Regions from separate parts of the Homo sapiens genome. Here region 2 is linked to region 1. The links are chromatin loops, found by intact Hi-C in ENCODE. Cell type or tissue: mammary epithelial cell. All regions are shown on one strand. Links, peaks and the distances in the headings refer to the core of each region. The heading gives the core; the rest is flanking DNA. Region 1 holds the start of LOC105370802 (a long non-coding RNA gene). Region 2 overlaps LOC105370802 (a long non-coding RNA gene).

Evidence for each region. A loop is a pair of places that touch in the nucleus more often than their neighbours do. Peaks named below come from ENCODE experiments on the same cell type or tissue, not always from the same donor. Only the 100,000 strongest peaks of a DNase experiment are listed, where the experiment ranks them.
Region 2: it touches region 1 in a loop (5-fold over the local background); 3 of 110 quality-filtered maps call a loop at or near these places.

What each region holds. Positions count from the first base shown.
Region 1 is chr15:45,701,452-45,709,943 of GRCh38, reverse strand. LOC105370802 (a long non-coding RNA gene) reads right to left here and starts at 4,749. Exons shown (of 5, transcript NR_135680.1): 1 at 4,655-4,749. It overlaps LOC124903484 (a long non-coding RNA gene), which reads right to left. Exons shown (of 2, transcript XR_007064617.1): 2 at 6,761-8,492. In mammary epithelial cell, for the core only: a CTCF peak has its summit at 4,101 (motif pointing left); a DNase peak (open chromatin) is centred at 4,133; H3K4me3 peaks cover 1,153 bases; H3K27ac peaks cover 562 bases.
Region 2 is chr15:45,851,563-45,860,054 of GRCh38, reverse strand. All of the region lies in intron 2 of LOC105370802 (a long non-coding RNA gene), which reads right to left. Among named protein-coding and RNA genes, the nearest start is that of SQOR, 220 kb to the right of the region's middle. In mammary epithelial cell, for the core only: no CTCF peak of the experiment used is centred there; a DNase peak (open chromatin) is centred at 3,664; H3K27ac peaks cover 774 bases.

The DNA.
Region 1 (8,492 bases), core at 2,709-5,208:
CCGAGATCGCGCCATTGCACTCCAGCCTGGGCAAAAACAGCGAAACTCCATCTCAAAGAAAAAAATAGAACGTGAACAATAAAGCAAATGGGAGTAAAACATTCCAATGCGTGAATCTGAGTAAAAGGTATATAAATGCTCCTTGCACTATTTTATGTTTGCAATTTTTGTAAGTTTGAAGTTATTTCCAAATAAAAAGTGGAGAGAAAAAAGAAAGCAAGAAATGGTCATCCTGCTGCCTGCTGCCTGCTGCTGGGTTCTCAAGGAGCCAATGGACAGGAAGAATTAGGCATTTTTGGGCCTCATCAGTGACTTCCTCTGTGCCTCAACCTCTGTTAACAGTAACAATCACTTGCATAAAAATAGCTAATCCTTTTATAGTGCTCTTGTGCAATTGAGGCACTGTTTTATATACCTTATGTATATTAACTCATTTAATAGTGGTTCACACACGGTGATCCTAGCTGATATGTTGATCCCAGTTCTAATGAGAAAAGAGTATAAATGAGTAAGCCAGTAACTGTGATCCTCACCTCAGCCTGTGACGAAGGGAGGTCACCTTGGGCAAGTGATGGCACCAGGACTCACAACCAGCTCTTCCTCCTCCATGTTTCATCCTCTTTCCCCCCCCCGGTGGTTCTCGACCCTAGGAGAGTACCTGTCATCCCTTAAGAGGCTTTAAAAATACAGATTCCTGCTCTGAGACATCTAGTGTCCCACTGCACACATGCTACCAGGCCTGAACTCCTGCTTCCTCTGGCCTCCTGTTCTCTATGGAAATACCTGCATTCAGAGTCCCTGGATGTCTCTGGGGGCTCTATCTAAGGGACATCTACCACAAGCTGATTCCAGCTGAGGGGACAAAGGCCCACTGGCCATTGCATCCTCCTTTAGGCTGCCAGGCCATGTGGTGCGTGGTGGGTCCAGAGAACCCTGTGCTGGGTGCTAGTATCACACTTTCTCCACTGTGAAATGGGCTCTCATCTGAAAAGCTGTTACATGGAACCCCATGTCAGTAATCAGGTACTCTGTGAACCCTTGGATGATACCAGCAAAGACATAGGAAGGGCAAACTGATGGTATCTGATGGAATCAACTCCAAAAAAGAATCAATCACTGTCCCCTGCAGGGTGAGAAAGGCCTGATGGAATCAACTTGCCAGCAAATGTCTAGCTAGACTCTCCAAGAAGTAGGACCATACCAAGGGGTCATCTTCGTTCTCTGCCATCAACAGGTCGGGTATTCAGCAGTGGCAGTAACTGGATCAGCTTTGGTCAGAGGGGGCCCTTGCTGTTGGCCCTCTACAGAGCCTCTATCCCTACTACCGTAACTCTTCCAGCCATGGGCCCGTGGAGTGAGCATCAGAGGTGTTTGAGCCAGAGCAACTCCATCTTGAATAGGGGCTGGGTAAAATAAGGCTGAGACCTACTGGGCTGCATTCCCAGGAGGTTAGGCATTCTAAGTCACAGGATGAGATAGGAGGTCCACACAAGGTACAGGTCATTAAGACCTTGCTGATACAACAGGTTGCAGTAGAGAAGCTGGTCAAAACCCACTAAAAACAAGATGGCAACAAAAGTGACCTCACTGCTCATTATTCACTAATTATAATGCATTAGCATGCTAAAAGACACTCCCACCAGTGCCATGACAGTTTACAGATGCCATGGCAACGTCAGGAAGTTAACCCATATGGTCTAAAAAGAGGAGGAACCCTCAGTTCTGGGAATTGCCCACCTCTTTCTTGGAAAACTCATGAATAACCTGCCCCTAGTTTAGCATATAATCAAGAAATAACCATAAAAATAGCCAACCAGCAGCCCTCAGGCTGCTCCACCTATGGAGTAGCCATTCTTTATTCCTTTACTTTCCTAATAAACTTGCTTTCACTTTATGGATTAGCCTCGAATTATTTCTTGTGTGAGATCCAAGAACCCTGTCTTGGGATCTAGATCAGGACCCCTTTCTGGTAACATGAGCACTGGAGTGACCAAGGGCAGAGGCTGGCAGGCGTCTACCAGACGAGTCGTCTTGTCCACCCGGTTGTTGAGCGACTCCTCTGCTGTGCTCACCCTCAGCCGGGTATTGATGGCCAGCAGGGAGATCTGAGTGCTCTCTGCCCACTCCTGTAGGTTCATCCACACCTCACCCTGACTCTTGCTCTCAGATCTTCCACTCCTGCTCTTTCCAGACTTGCAACCAAATCAGTCACCACTCCCCAGGAGTCCATGTAAGCGACCTCGGGCCCCTTCTCCCTCCATACAAGATGGACAAACAAGGGTACTGCTCACAGCTCTGCTCATTAGGAAGACTCCCTCTCCACTGTCCTTTAAAGCCACTCTGGAGTGGGCAGCAGTCCATTTTCCACTCCTACCAGCAGACCCAAGCTTTTCTGCAAGCATCACAGGGAACCCCCTCTGGCCCCATGCAGCCATGATGTGAGCTGGGGAAGGCATCAGTGCAGCAGAGGCAGATGCCCCAGGGATGGGGGCCAACTGTTCATGTAACACAGTTGCCAGGCTTCAGCCCAAACACCTCTAGACAGAATCTCCAGGTGAAAGTCTAGAAAGCCCTATTTTGAAAAAGCTGATTGGGATGTGCCACCAGGTTTGGTTACCAGAATCGTGCAGTTACCCAGCATCAAGGCCCAGTAAGGATACACAGAAAGGCTTCAGTGCATAACGTAGACAGAGTGTGTGCCCTGGCAGAAAGAATCAATGGATACAAAATGCCTCAATGAAGATTTGAAAACTATCACTTTTAAATCAATTGACAATTCAAAACTAGATTGTTTACTTACAGATGGGGCAGTCAGAAACAGCCTGTACTACTCCTCTATAAAAAAATAAGTAGAATTTTGGCCAGGCACAGTGGCTCACACCTGCAATCTCAGCACTTTGGAAAGCCAAGGCAGGGCGGATAACTTGAGGCCAGGAGTTCAAGATCAGCCTGGTCAACAAAGTGAAACCCCGTCTCTACTAAAAATAAAAATAAAAAAATTAGGCCCGGCGCGGTGGCTCACGCCTGTAATCTCAACGCTTTGGGAGGCCAAGGTGGCGGGGGGGGGGTGCGAATCACAAGGTCAGGAGATCGAGACCAGCCTGGCCAATATGGTGAAACCCCATCTCTACTAAAAATACAAAAAAAAGTTACCCGGGCATGGTGGCACGCACCTGTAGTCCCAGGCAGAAGAATCGCTTGAACCTGGGAGGCAGAGGTTGTAGTGAGCCCGGATCACACCACTGTACTCCAGCCTGCGCAACAGAGCGAGATTCTGTCTAAAAAAAACAAAAAGAAAGGAAAAGAAAAAATTAGCCCTGCGTGGTGGTGTGCACCTGTATGTAATCCCAGCTACTCAGGAGGCTGAGGCAGGAGAATCGCTTGAACCTGGGAGACTCAAGTTGCAGTGAGCTGAGATCACACCCCTGCACTCCAGCCTGGGCAACAGGCAAGACTCTGTCTCAAAAAAAAAAAAAAAAAAGAGGTAGAATTTAGTTAAACATGCAGAGAGACTACAGAAATTAACACCAGTGACAGGAAAAGCATGAGCAAATACACAGAGGTGAATGAGGCTTCAATCCTAAGTGTAACCAGGGAAAGGCAGAACCCAGGAGTAACCTGGAGGAAGCTCCAGGGAAGCTTGCAAATGCATGTGCTCATACACACCCCATGTGGCTTCCCAGTCACAACTCACCACAGCTGCTCATAGTTTTACAGTTTCATGCCATGTGTATTGATGACCAACGTCTAGATTTTACAAGATTCCCACATTCAAAAATTTTGCTTCCCGTTAGACAAGATGCAGCATAATTTTCAGTTCCAGAAATGTTCTCTTCCTACCTACAGCCCATATTCCCAAGGCTGCCCATCCCCTGAAATAGATAAATAAACAGAAAACAAGGAGGAAGAGAGAGACAAAAAACAAGTAAGGAAAGGGAGAGAGAAACTGAGAGGAGACAAACAGACTGAGAGGAGAGAGAGACACTGGGGAGGAGGAAGACAGAGAAACAAGATGTTTATGTGGGGTTTTTACATTTGTGGAAGGTGCCCCTGAGGAAAAGCGGGAACCACAGGACAACATAGAATAGAAAGGGGAAGAGCGCCCTCTTGTGGCTCTGACCTGACCTTGTCTCTTCCTAGCCACGTGACCTGGGCAAGTTACTGCTCCTTAAGCTTCAGTCCCCCGTAAAACACGGGTAAAATGCGCTCCCTCAAGATGGTCGTGAGGATTAAATGAGAAATTGGATCCAAAATGCCTAACCCGATGTCCGCCTCAAAGAGCTCGATCAATTGTAGTTATTAATGTTATTTTTATTACGATTGTGATTATGGCAATGGGTGAGCAAACTCACCTCAGCAGGAAATGGTATTGCCCTCCTCCCAGAACCCGTAGAATTTAACCAAAAAGACCATATTTAACTTCGAATTACTTTTGTTTCCTACTCTTACCCTTGTGTACATTAAATCTCACCTACCGAAAACATAAGCCCCACGTCTCATTTACAGCTTGTCTCCCAAGCGTCATGTCTCACGCTAGAAATTAGAAATCAGTGTTAATCAGCTTTGCTCACAAATGCTTTATAATTAAATATGGGGCTGAAGTAAAATAATAACATCTTCCTTTCTGTACATTCGTATAGTGGCAAGCACTTACCTTATATTATCTCACTTGCGCACTCCTTTGTTTAAGAGATGTTTATTGAACACCTCAGCCGGAAAAGCAAAGCCCCTGCTCTCCGAGGCTCGGCGTGGAGGAGACCGAGAGCCGTCGGGGGACTGGGTGCCGTAGCGGGGGGCGGGGGGGGGGGGGACCGGTTGCCTTGGCGGAGGCGGGGAACCGGGTGCCTTGGCGGAGGCGGGGAACCGGGTGCCCTGAGGGGACTGGGTGCCGTGGCGGAGCGGGGGGACTGGGTGCTGTTGGTGGGACGGGGGCGGTGCTGGGTGCGAGGGACGGGGGCGGTGCTGGGTGCGAGGGACTGGGTGCCGTTGGGGCGGAGGTGGGGGCGGGGAACTGGGTGCCGAGGAGAGAGAACTGGGTGCCATAGAGGGCCGGGGTACCGGGTGCGGTGGAGTGGCCGGGTGCAGTGAAGAGGGGGCCCAGTGCAGTGGGGAGACCCAGTGCAGTGGAGGGGACCGAGAGCGACGCTGCAGCACAGCAGCGTGAGCTGGACTTTAAGGACTGTTGTTCCCTGAGAGCGCAGAAGAAGAAATCTTTCAGGTCTGTAGTTAGCTCTGGGAAGGAGTCCAGAAGGATGAATAGGAGTTCGCCGAGCGGAAGGGGTGGAGCATTCCAGCAGGGGGAAAGCGCCTGGAAAGAGAGCGCACGGCGCCTCTGGAAGCTGTGGTCCTTGTGCGTTGTGGGCTGGTGGGAAGGTGGCTGGAGAGGCGAGCAGGGGCTCCTGGAACCGGGGGTTCGGGCCCCTTTACTCAGCGCTGACAGTGCGCAGGTGGTAAACATTCACAGCGTGGCGTTACTTCTAACTGGTCAAGCCAAGCGTTTCTAGGCACGGCCTATAAAAGGCCAGGAAGGACCGAGACCCCTCAGGTTTCGCAGCACGCAGGGGGCGTCCGCAGCCCGGGCTCCAGGAACGAGCCAGGCGCTTTCGCGCGCCCTCTCCGCGTACCATTACTTGCACGGTTCTGTCACAGAACCCACTGACAAGCCCTGCGACGTTGAAAGGGCTGTCGTAAGCAGGTGCTGGCAGGAACCATGGTGTTCTCTGGCAAAAAAAAAAAAAACAACAAACCCACCTATCCTCTCTGGAGGAGCAGCAGTTCCCTTTCCTGGCCAGCAGGATGCCGTGCCAGTGTCCTAGGGGACCCTCTCTGTGAACTCGGGCTCCCTTAGACTGGAAGCTCCTCCAAGGCTGGAGCCCGTCTTACTCACCTGAGGAACCTCAGCAGTCGGCCAGGCCCCATGCGATTGCTAATTGTAGAATGAATGAATAAATTAACACTGTTAATGGAGAAGACAGGATGTGTCCACCTTCCTATCCTTGTAGTAAATGTGGGTTTTTAAACCCCACACCTACACCCATTCTCGGTCCATGTGGCTCACACATGGCTGACCTAATCCTCTCCTTCAAGGATGAGCACATGACTGGTTCCGGGAAGCTCACAAACCCAGCTTGAATCCTCAAAGTTCTCACCAGATTTTTACTGTTAACAGAAAAGAGGCATTGTCTCTGGGTCTGTGGGCTCTAGACCAGGAAAGTCTAACCCTGCCCAGGCCCACTTGGTCAACATATGAAGTGAGTCTACCTGAGAAAGAAACCAACACAAAGAAAGTCAGAGCTGAAAGGTCAAGAAATTAAGAAATTAAGCTTCTTGATCCACCCATGCTTGATCTCCTTCCCAGACTTCCTAGATACTTAAACCAATGAAAGTTTTATTTTTATTTATTTATTTCTACTTGGCAAGTGAAATAATTTAGACAAATACATTTCTCCCCTTTCCTTTACTACCTAAGCAGAAATAGGACAGTGCTGAACAGGAAAAGAACTCCGAAGTAATACTGACATCGACAAGTTCTCCCAAGACACTGGGAGAGATTTCAAATCTCAGTTCTACTTCTCCTTTGCCATGTTATCTTGCAAATGTGTCAGGACTTTTGACAATGAACATGTTGTTTCTAATCATAAATAGCAGCCATTTTCTAAATTTGTAAGTTGAATTCTAGAAAAGTTTCATCTTAACCACAACCATTCAAATACTTTTTTAATCAGCTTGAGCTACTATAACAAAACACAACAGACTGGGGTGGCTTAAAGAACAGAAATTTATTTTCTTGCAATTCTGGAGGTTGAAAGTCCAAGATAAGGTGCCAGCATGATTGAATTCTGGTGAGGGCCCTCTTCTTAGTTTGTAGACAGCAACCTTCTTACTGTATTCTTACATGGCAGAGAGAGAGAGCTCTCTGGTTCCTCCCGTTATAAGGACACTATTTCTTTTGGATCAGAGCCCTACCCTTGTGGACTCATTTAACCTTAATTACTCCTGTAAATGCTCTATCTCAAAATACAGCCACATTGGGGTTGAGGGCTTCAACATATGAATTTGAGAGAAATACAAACATTCAGTCTAGAGCAATTACCATGTTGTTTTTACCATTATTGATGTTTAAGCACCTGCAGTATTGTATTTGCACATAAAAATAATTGGAAGGCATTCCTCATTTAGAAGACAATCGTTAACTAGTAGGATGTAACATGGATTAGTAGGCTGTAAGGATGGATTTGTGAGCTGGATTACTACCAAACTGGGGGAAGTAGAGCTAATAAAACCAACTTTGCTGAAGTGAAAAGTCACACAACTGAGGTCCTTGAGTCTCTGCCCAAAGAAAGATATAGGATGGGGAAGAGTTTTCTGCCAGATCTTGCTAAATTTCACAGCACAGTCCCCAGTCAACAGTAGGGAGCATGCTCTGGAGGAAGGTGAAGCTCTGACTGACAATAAGCCAGGTGGAGGCGGAGGCCTGGGCTGGTCAGCACCTGCAGTCCTAGCACCCTTTCCCCCTATCCTCCATTGCTCCCTGCTCCATGGGCATTAGGTGACCTCTCACCTCTGTAATGAGGCTCCTCCCCAGGGTTTCCTTGGTCTCCTCTCCACCCCTTTGCGTCTCACCTCCTCTCCCTCCAATCTACTCTCCTCACTTGGTTACTTTGCTTCAGGCCTCTCTGGCATTCACAAGACCATGCATGCCAACAGGGCGCCAGGCCAAAGAAATTGCCAATGCTTTCCAGTTCCTGGAAGGTCTCCTTGAAACCTACCAAAGGAAGATGTATAGCTGTGTTAGCTTGTGAGCTAGATATCCATCAGCCATGGCAAAATCTGTTCATCCCGGGCTCAGAATACCAATGTTTTATGTCAAAAGTACTTAATGGTTTTACTCCATGAATCAATGTAAGTACAGCCCCACTGGGGCAGGTGGCTGTGACTCAACTCCACAGTTGGCAGGGGGTTGGGAATCTAACCTCCCAATAGGGCCTCCCCTCCTGTCCAGAATCTTCTTCTTTTCTTCTTCTCATCCTCTCTGTGGGTATCACCACAATTCATCACTGTCACCAAAGCCTGGGAGTCCTCCCAGACTCCAAATCCCTACCCTCTCTAGTCACCCCAAAGCCCCGGGCTTCCCTATCCCTGCCCCTTCTATGATCACCAGTGTATCAAGAGGAAAAGCTGGAAATGTACATCAGTTTCACTTAGTGCCAGCCAATGAGGGGCACTCGTGACAGATGGGAAGGCAGATGAGGAGAAGCCCTTCCTCCTCTGGTGTTGGTGGACATCTGCATCTGCAGACATGAGGCCAGCATAGGTTTCTAAGCGGTCTCCTGCAATCACATATTTTGATGTGGCTGATCCACAGCCAAGATCACTGGGGCCAGTATTCCTGCAGTTTATTCAGCCCCCGATATGAAAACCAACAGTAGTTTTCCACGATTCTTGCTTGTTCCCCTAGAGTTCTGTAAACGTTGCCATCCCAATATTCCAGG
Region 2 (8,492 bases), core at 2,497-4,996, 150 kb before region 1:
CTTTTAATTTATCTAGCTTTTCTTATACATATAATACCATGGAGTAACCAAATAGTATATGATGAGATGCATTTTTTATCAAAATATTTTAACTAATAAGTAAAGAATAAAGAGTAAAATGTAACTACCTTGCTACTCCCAATAAACTAATGGATCTGGATACTGAATATCCACCACTGCTAGTGTTGCAAAAATATAATCAGACATGATGTGCCTTTTGATGAAAGATTGAACAACCTCCTATAGTCTTGCTAGAGATTGATCATAAATCTGATAAATACTTTGCATCAGCTGCCAACTTGCAGGAAATCCAAAGTAAAGGGGAGCATGATGAACTGCACCCTAAGTATGCAATGAACAGAATCCACACTATGGGTAATGCTACAGGTCAAATGCCCCAGGTTTTTCAAATGACAAATGATAGGGAAAATAAAGTTATGAAGGGTGCACTGTAAATCAAGAGAGACTTAAAAGCAAATAAAAAATGGGTAAGACTAAATTACAGTGTCTAGGAATATAAGAAAAGTCCAGTGGGTGACCATTTTTGAAAGAGCAGGAGGCTGGATATTGTAACAGGCACATAGAAGACTTCTGGGGTCAGTGATACAGCTCTGTTTCCTAACCTGGGTGATAGTTACAAGAGAACTTGCCTCATAAATAAGTCATTAAGCCACACATTCGTATTGTGTGGCTTTCATAATCTGTGCTTTCATTTACAATAAAAAGGTTAACAAAAAAAAGCAATGTGATTTCAGAGCTAGGAATGAAAAATATTTATATAAATGTTGGAAAATGAGGATTGACAAATGATAGATCCTGAAGAAAGACTAAAATCCCCAGTAATAAATTCAAATCATGAATATAAACAAGAAAAAACAGACTCACTACTTGGGGCACAAGAATTAATGTTACAGGTTTCTAAGATAACAGAAATGAGAGGCATTCTACATTCTATCTTCACTTAAGGAGTGGGATCTTTGGTTCTACTTAACCAAAACTGTTCTCTCTGTTTAGTTCAAAGTTCCAAACTAGTAAAAAATACTCCTGAAGAATTAAAATAAACCTAATAAAAGAGGTTTATTTGGCTCACAGTTCTGCAGGCTGTACAAGAAGCATGGTGTCAGCATCTGCCTCTGGTCAGGACTTCAGGAAGCTTCCAATTATGGAAGAAGGCGAAGGGGGAGCAGGTGTGTCACATGGCAAGAAAGAAAGCAAGAGAGAGACAGCAAGAGAGATGCCAGGTTCTTTTAAACAACTAGCTCTCACGTGAATTAATAGAGCGAGCACTCACTCTTGGTTCTAGTCTTGGAACCACACCAAGCCATTCATGAGGTATCCACCCTCATGACCCAAACACCTCCCACTTTACAAAGAACTAGGGAATATTTTTACTAGTACTACTCACACCCTAAGAATTCATACTTCCAGATTTAAATAAATTACATCTCAGGGTACAAAAGTAAAGTGATCAAAGGAATGCTGTCAACCAGCTCTGAGGAGTCACAGAGAGGGACTCACTCCCCTGTTTAGAATGGCTTGTTTAGGATCTACAACACTAGGTTAAATTGGAAATTAGGAAGGTCTTTGGACAACTACTTAAACTATGCAACCAAACTTCCTGTTATATGTATTTATATATACACAATAGCGACACATGAAAGTTACTTGTTGAGAGCCAAAGCATCATAGTCACTTTCCCTAAAACAAGAGAGCTAACCATTTTTATCTTTTTCATCGTTGTAGCCACGTATTTGATTCATTAAATGCTAAATGGTGACATGAATACATACATTGTAATTCTTCAGATATTAAGCATTTAGTGCTTTTAGCTTTCATTTTCTCTATTTGACTTAAGAAACTTGATGATTCCAAACGGTTAGTTAACACCAACATTTATAGCTGTAATTATGATTTTTAAAAAATATTATTTGTATTCTCACAGTGTAGAGTAAGAGAGTAGAAGTCAGAAAACCTGGTCTCAGACTGAACTCTATCATTAACTCATTTTTTGACCCTGGTTGATTGAAGCACTGTCTAGGAAAGAATTCAGTTTTCCCATTGGAAAACATAGATCCTGGATTATATCTGAGGCTCAAAGAGAGTATTTTCACTTCAATAGAGGGCTCTGGGTTTTAACAGCTTCCCAGAGTTCCAAGGAAACAAGTTTCTAATGGTGCCATTTGGGGGCTTGTGATTGGTATTTGGCATAAGAGACCACATCCAGTTTTCTTCTCTGCTTCTGAGTTCAGGACTCCTAACCTATACAAGTCAAACCCAGGCTCCTAACAGCTTGGATTAGGAATAGATAGATCCACCAGGAGAAAGCCGTAAGGAATCATGGATATAGGAACTCTCCCTTTGAAATTGGTTTATTTAAAGCCCACATGTTCGCTTTTCACTCATCAACGTGGCAAAATTACAAAGAAGGACAATGCCTGGGACTGATATAGCAATGGCTGATGATTCACTGTCATATACTGTTGGTGGGAGAGCCGAATTGGTGAAATTATTTTGGATGTCAATTTGGCAGTATCTATTGAAAGTTTACATGTCATGTCCTCTGACTCAGCAATTTCGATTATAGGAATTTACCCTATTTTAAAAAGCTACATATGGACATAAAAATATGTACGTGAGAGTAGGTTTTCTGGCCTATGTATAATAGTGAAAAGCTGAAAGGAACTCAAATGCAAATCAACTGAGGATGAGTTAAATAAAATTCAGTATAGCAAATAATAAAATTCCATTCACATTAAAAATAATGAGAAGAATCTATATATACTATATTAGTCTGTTTGTGTTGCTATAAAAGAATACCTGAGGCTGGATAATTTCTAAAGAAAAGCAGTTTATTTGGCTCACAGTTCTGCAGGCTTTACAAAAAGCATGGTGCCAACATCTGCCTCTAGTCACGACCTCATGAAGCTTCCAATCATGGAAGAAGGCAAAGGGGGAGCCGGTGTGTCACATGGCAAGAAAGAGACAGCAAGAGAGGTACTAGGCTCTTTTAAACAACTAGCTTTCATGTGAACTAGTAGAGCAAGAACTCACTCTTGGTTCTAGTCTTGGGACAAAACCAAGCCATTCATGAGGGACCCGTCCCCATGACCCAAACACCTCCCACCAGGCCCCACCTCCAACACTGGGGATCAATTTTCAACATGAGATTGGGAGGAGACAAATATCCAAACCATATCATATACTGATATGATGATGTTCATAAAAAATTGTTATTAAATGAAAATTGCAAGTTGCCAAACAAAATGTAAAGCATGGCTCTACCCACAAAACTGTAAGTGTTTATGTAGATATCTATACATATTCATGCATGTGTGTGTGTGTGTGTGTGTGTGTGTGTGTGTGTGTGTGTTACAAAAGATTACATAGACATAGAGAAAGTCTGAAAGACTAGGCACTGCAGCGGCCATGACAATGTGAGGCTGATCCCAGCCAATGAATAAATGCAGTAAGAATACAAAAGCAGGTCCATTTCTGGGAGAGGCACAACTCCTGACACAAGACTTTGCCTCAAAGTCTGTGTCTTTCTCAGTGAAACTTTCTCAAAACTGCATTACTATCTAAGACCTTCCTTCCTTCTCTCTCTCTTCACAGGCCTCAGGTCTGCATTTCAGTCAGATGACTCTCCTCCTCTCCCCTGACTCACTCTTCATTGTCCTTACAGGTGTTTTCATTAATAAATCTCTTGCATGTCTAACCAGATTGGCATCTGCTTCTCGGAGTACTCAGACTAAAACAAAGCTGACAGTGGTTGCCTCAGAGAAGTGAAAGTATACGTAAATGTTTGCTGCAAGCATTATTACTTTTGCAAATTATTTTTCTTAAAGATCCAGAAATAATAGGAACAGCAATATAAAATGTGTGTGTTTAAAGTGAGTCTGTTTTTGTCACGAGCACACAGGAACATATGCACAGACTCACATACAGGTATTCTGGTACTCTATCAACAGAACAGGTAATGACTCCATCTAATGTTTGAACAGCACTTTATAGTTTTTATTCTCATTAGACCTCTCCCGTGACCTTGGCAAATAGGTAGATCTTCATGTTATGAACCTCTTTTTACAGCAGAAGAACTTCAGCTCTCTGAATCTTAGACCTCCTAATCCAACTCATTCTTGGTTCTAGTCTTGAAACAGCACTAAGCCATTCATGAGAGATCCACCCTCATGACCCAAACACCTCCCACTAGGCCAGTGTCCTTTCCCATTCACTAGGTTGCCTCTCTGTCCTGAAGAGCCCAGGGAACCTGGATGTGAAGCTACACCCCTAATGAACCAGCATGCAGCAGCTACACCCCTAATGAGCCAGCAGGCTGTACACAAAGCTCACTTTGACTTGGCGGCTCTGGGCAAATGTCCTGCATCAGGCCCACCCTTCTTGTCTGCTTGGGTCTGTTTGTGTTAGAGGATGTACTAACCACGGGGACCATCACAGCTCTGCAGAGTTTTGAAAAATGTAATTATTAGACAAGATGAATTTTTAGCAAGCAGGTTCTCATAGCTCTGTTGAAAAGTACTGGTACTTTAAATCTTTTCTTAAACTATTCCTCTCCAGGTGGTTAGCACCAAGTTGAAAGAAAGCCAGGCTGGAATTCCTTTCTTGAGCACACGGTAAACAGACATCACACAGTCCTCTATTTACCAGGGCAGGGATTGCCAACTGACTGTGGTCTGGAAACCTTATCTGCTTTGTTCCCTTCCCATTGCCCCAGCATTTGCAGAAGAGGAACAAACTTCTAGGTTCCTGGACTTGCCTGAGAACCAGGCCTGCAAACATGCACCGCCAGCTCCAGATACTCTAGGCATTGATTTGTGAATATTGTTATCATTATTATGGTCATTTTAACATTGGCAAATTTGGTCCAAAAACATATGGCTTTTCAAAAATTAATGTTTGTTGAGTAGTTACTACGTGTCAAGCACTGTTCTCAACACTTGAAACTTGAATTCTCACAACCTCCCAAAAATCGGATATTATTGTCCTGAGGCAATATCAAAAAACCTGAGACCAGAGAGGTTAAGTGACTTGTCCAAAGTCACACAGCAATAAGTAGTAGAGCCAAAGTTTGAACCAAGGCCATGTGATTTCAAGTAAACTCGTTTCATAAAACTACTTATCATCTGAGAAAAGCCAACTCTTAAAAAAGTAGTTTTCTCCCATGTATGTTTTCTGATTTCTCTTTCTCTTCCCCACCCCAAGAGAGGCAGCTGTTCATCTTCTTTTCCCATTATCTCTTTCACAGTGATTTTTTTTTTTTTTTACTCTATGGAAATCTCGTTCTCAAGGCATACTTGAATTGAGACATAATCTACATTCTGACTGTACCCTGAGAAAGGGAGGCAGGTGTTGACTTGGCATTGAGGGCAGACCTGATTCAGACAAGGCGAAAGGAGAGACCAAATGACTTAGGAGGAAACAGAAAGGATTCCACGATGGCACAGAGCCTGGGACAAGCTGAACCAGGTTATGACAGAGTAAGTACTTGTAAGTTCTCCTAATGCTGTTTTAAACTAATAACTCAAGATTTTAAAACTATTTTGAGATCTATGTGCTATCATCTCTAGAAGTGGCCTAGGAAAATGGACATAAGAAGTTGGAGAGTGGGCCAGGTGTGGTGGCTCACGCCTGTGTAATCCCAGTACTTTGGGAGTCTGAGATGGGTGGATCACCTGAGTTAAGGAGTTTGAGACGAGCCTGGCCAACATTATGAAACCCTCTCTCTACTAAAAATACAAAAAATTAGCCGAGCATGGTGGTGGGCGCCTATAATCTCAGCTACTCAGGAGGCTGAGGCAGGAGAATCTCTTGAACCCAGGAGGTGGAGGTTGCAGTGAGCCAAAATCGCGCCACTGCACTCCAGCCTGGGCAACAAGAGCAAAACTGTCTAAAAAACAATAATAATAATAATAATAATAATAATAATAATAATAATAATAAAGAAGTTAGGGAGTGGAACGGGGGGGTGGAAAACTACAGCATCATAAATGAGAAGTAGAAGATAATTTCAGTGTGGGAAATGGAATTTTTCTTTACTGGAAGGTAGAAGATTTTTCAAAAATTATAGGCATTGTAAGTAGAATCAAGAGCTAGCACCACCAAATCAATCATACACCTATTCAGAAGGCTGCACTAATTTTCCCCAGCCACCCTTCTTGGAGAAGACCAAACATCTGATGTCTTCTGCCGAGGAGACAGAAAACGAAAGACTGCCTGCACCAATACCTACCACCTCCAACCTAAGAAATTCTTCAAGTCAGAATCCCAAGGGGTGAATAATCATCCGATTTTGATGTTAGTTCTCCATTCTTTCCAGAGCAAGGAACCATCTGAGAGAGGAGGGGTCATTCCTCTGATCAGGAGGACAAGAAGCCAAACAGAAGCTGAAGAGTGTTCTCTAAGGACTCTGAGACCAGTGGATGGCCTAGCTAGCACAATCGTGCCTCCCTATGCACTCACTCATGTAGCATCAGCTATGAGCATGGCGTCAGAATGTTGGGACAAGCTAAGTACTTGGGGCAAATAGTGCCAGCTGCTGGCCTGAGCACCCATAGGAAAAAAGCAAGAAGAATGCCAGGTAACATTGCACCCAGGCTTTGATGGGTCACTAGGGTCAGTAGCCCAGGAGGAAGTAAAGAAGGGAGACATGAAAGTCAATGGCTAACGTGGAGATAGCCGCTTTATTTCTTCTCCTCCCAAAGACACAAACCTGCAAGGAGGTTTGTGATAACTCCTGGGGACTGTTTTTGATATTTAGCATGCAGGACCTTCTTGGCTCTGCTCTGCACTAAAATGGCATCCCTGGATGACTAGAAAAAAAGAAATGTGTACCAGGGAAATTCAGCGATAGCCTAGTGAAGCCAAGGACCAGGGATGAGTGGTTCAAAATTTTGCAAGTTTCTAAATGACCCAAGAAATTAATAAGAAGAAAATCATTTCACATGACCACTCCTGCCCCTCCAGCTTTGGTTTGTTTTGGTTTGGTTTTCTCAGATGGGGTTAACAGTGTTATCTCTAATTTGGTTATCCATAATAAAATCATTTGTGTTCTTTTAAAGGGCAGGGTCTCTCTGGAGGAGACAACTCCCTTCACAGCCTGAATAGTGGAAATTTTGCCTACATGGGGACAGAAGCCAACTTGTGAACCATTTTAGGGGCTGCAATGGGATGTGTCTCAACATAAGCATTTCAGATAACAACTGATTCACCTGCCCCTGCCTGTACTTCCCTGACACTGTCACAGCTGAAAGGCTCCTTCCTTCCCTCCCTTTCACCATCCTTGCCTCAGAATGTCCACTCCTTTACTGCTGTGGCCCCAGCTAAGCTAGCATACTTTCTTAACCATGAAATTTTTCAGAGTAGTCTTCAATTTAAATATTCAATTGTTCCTATAAATCATAAAATTATGCTGGAAGTTGCATTATGTCCACATCTAAATTTTGTCTCTTTTATTCCCTCTTAGACCCAGAAACAACAAAAAAACTTCTTGCCAGACTTTTTGTCCCAATTTTTATTTAAAAATAAACTATTCATCCATTACCAAAATATCTAGGTCTTGTGCACCAAAAATTCACGTGAATGCCATAGTTTCTTCTCTCCAAACCCATGATAGATACTCTTAGTGGAAGACAGAACTCAGAATCCTCAAAGCAATATAATCTTCAAGGCTAAGAGTCATTGTCCATCAATTATTCATTTGTTCTAACTTTTGAAAATTTATTTATACTAAGATTTTATTGTCTGACAGATTAATGTAGTGCCCCTTGCAGGTGTTTCTTACCTAGATATCTGTATGTCAAGATATCTGTATTTTAGATCTCATCCTGCACAGTAAGTGCATTTTAAAAAGAAGACACCTGTGTGGATGTGGATAGTCTCTTTATCCAAGTACTGCACGTCTAACTATAAAATTTCAGAAGTTCAAGTAGATAGGCAAAACAGAGCTGAGGGCTCTCCTGTGTCTTCAAACAGAATAAAGTGGGAAACCCCAATTCCACATGTGCCCAAGACAATCCCAGTGTGTAAGTAAAACAAGTTCTTCAAATTGGGACATTGTATGTCTCAGAGAAATAAAGTTACTAATTCATGAATCCACCTCTTATCTATTATAGAATACCAAAGATGTAAGGTACTCGACATTCACCAGGACTACCTAGTTCTCTCTGGTGGCCAGAAATGTTCAGAAAGAATGGAAATGTACTCCTACTCCCTACATATTATCGCACTGTCAAAAATGTGTGCACACATGAATCATGCCCATAAAAGATGATTTGCAGATGTATTTATTATAACTGAGCTATTTCAGAAAATGTTTGGTGTCTAGGGGATTATTTTAAGGATGATAATTAGCATGCATGCACCACCTTCAGAAGTGCTTCTGTATTAGCAATGCTGTTTAATTTCTGAATTTATAATGTCACATTTTATGACTTCAAATAAAGATTGAGACAAGACTCAAAGTTGGCTGCCACTTC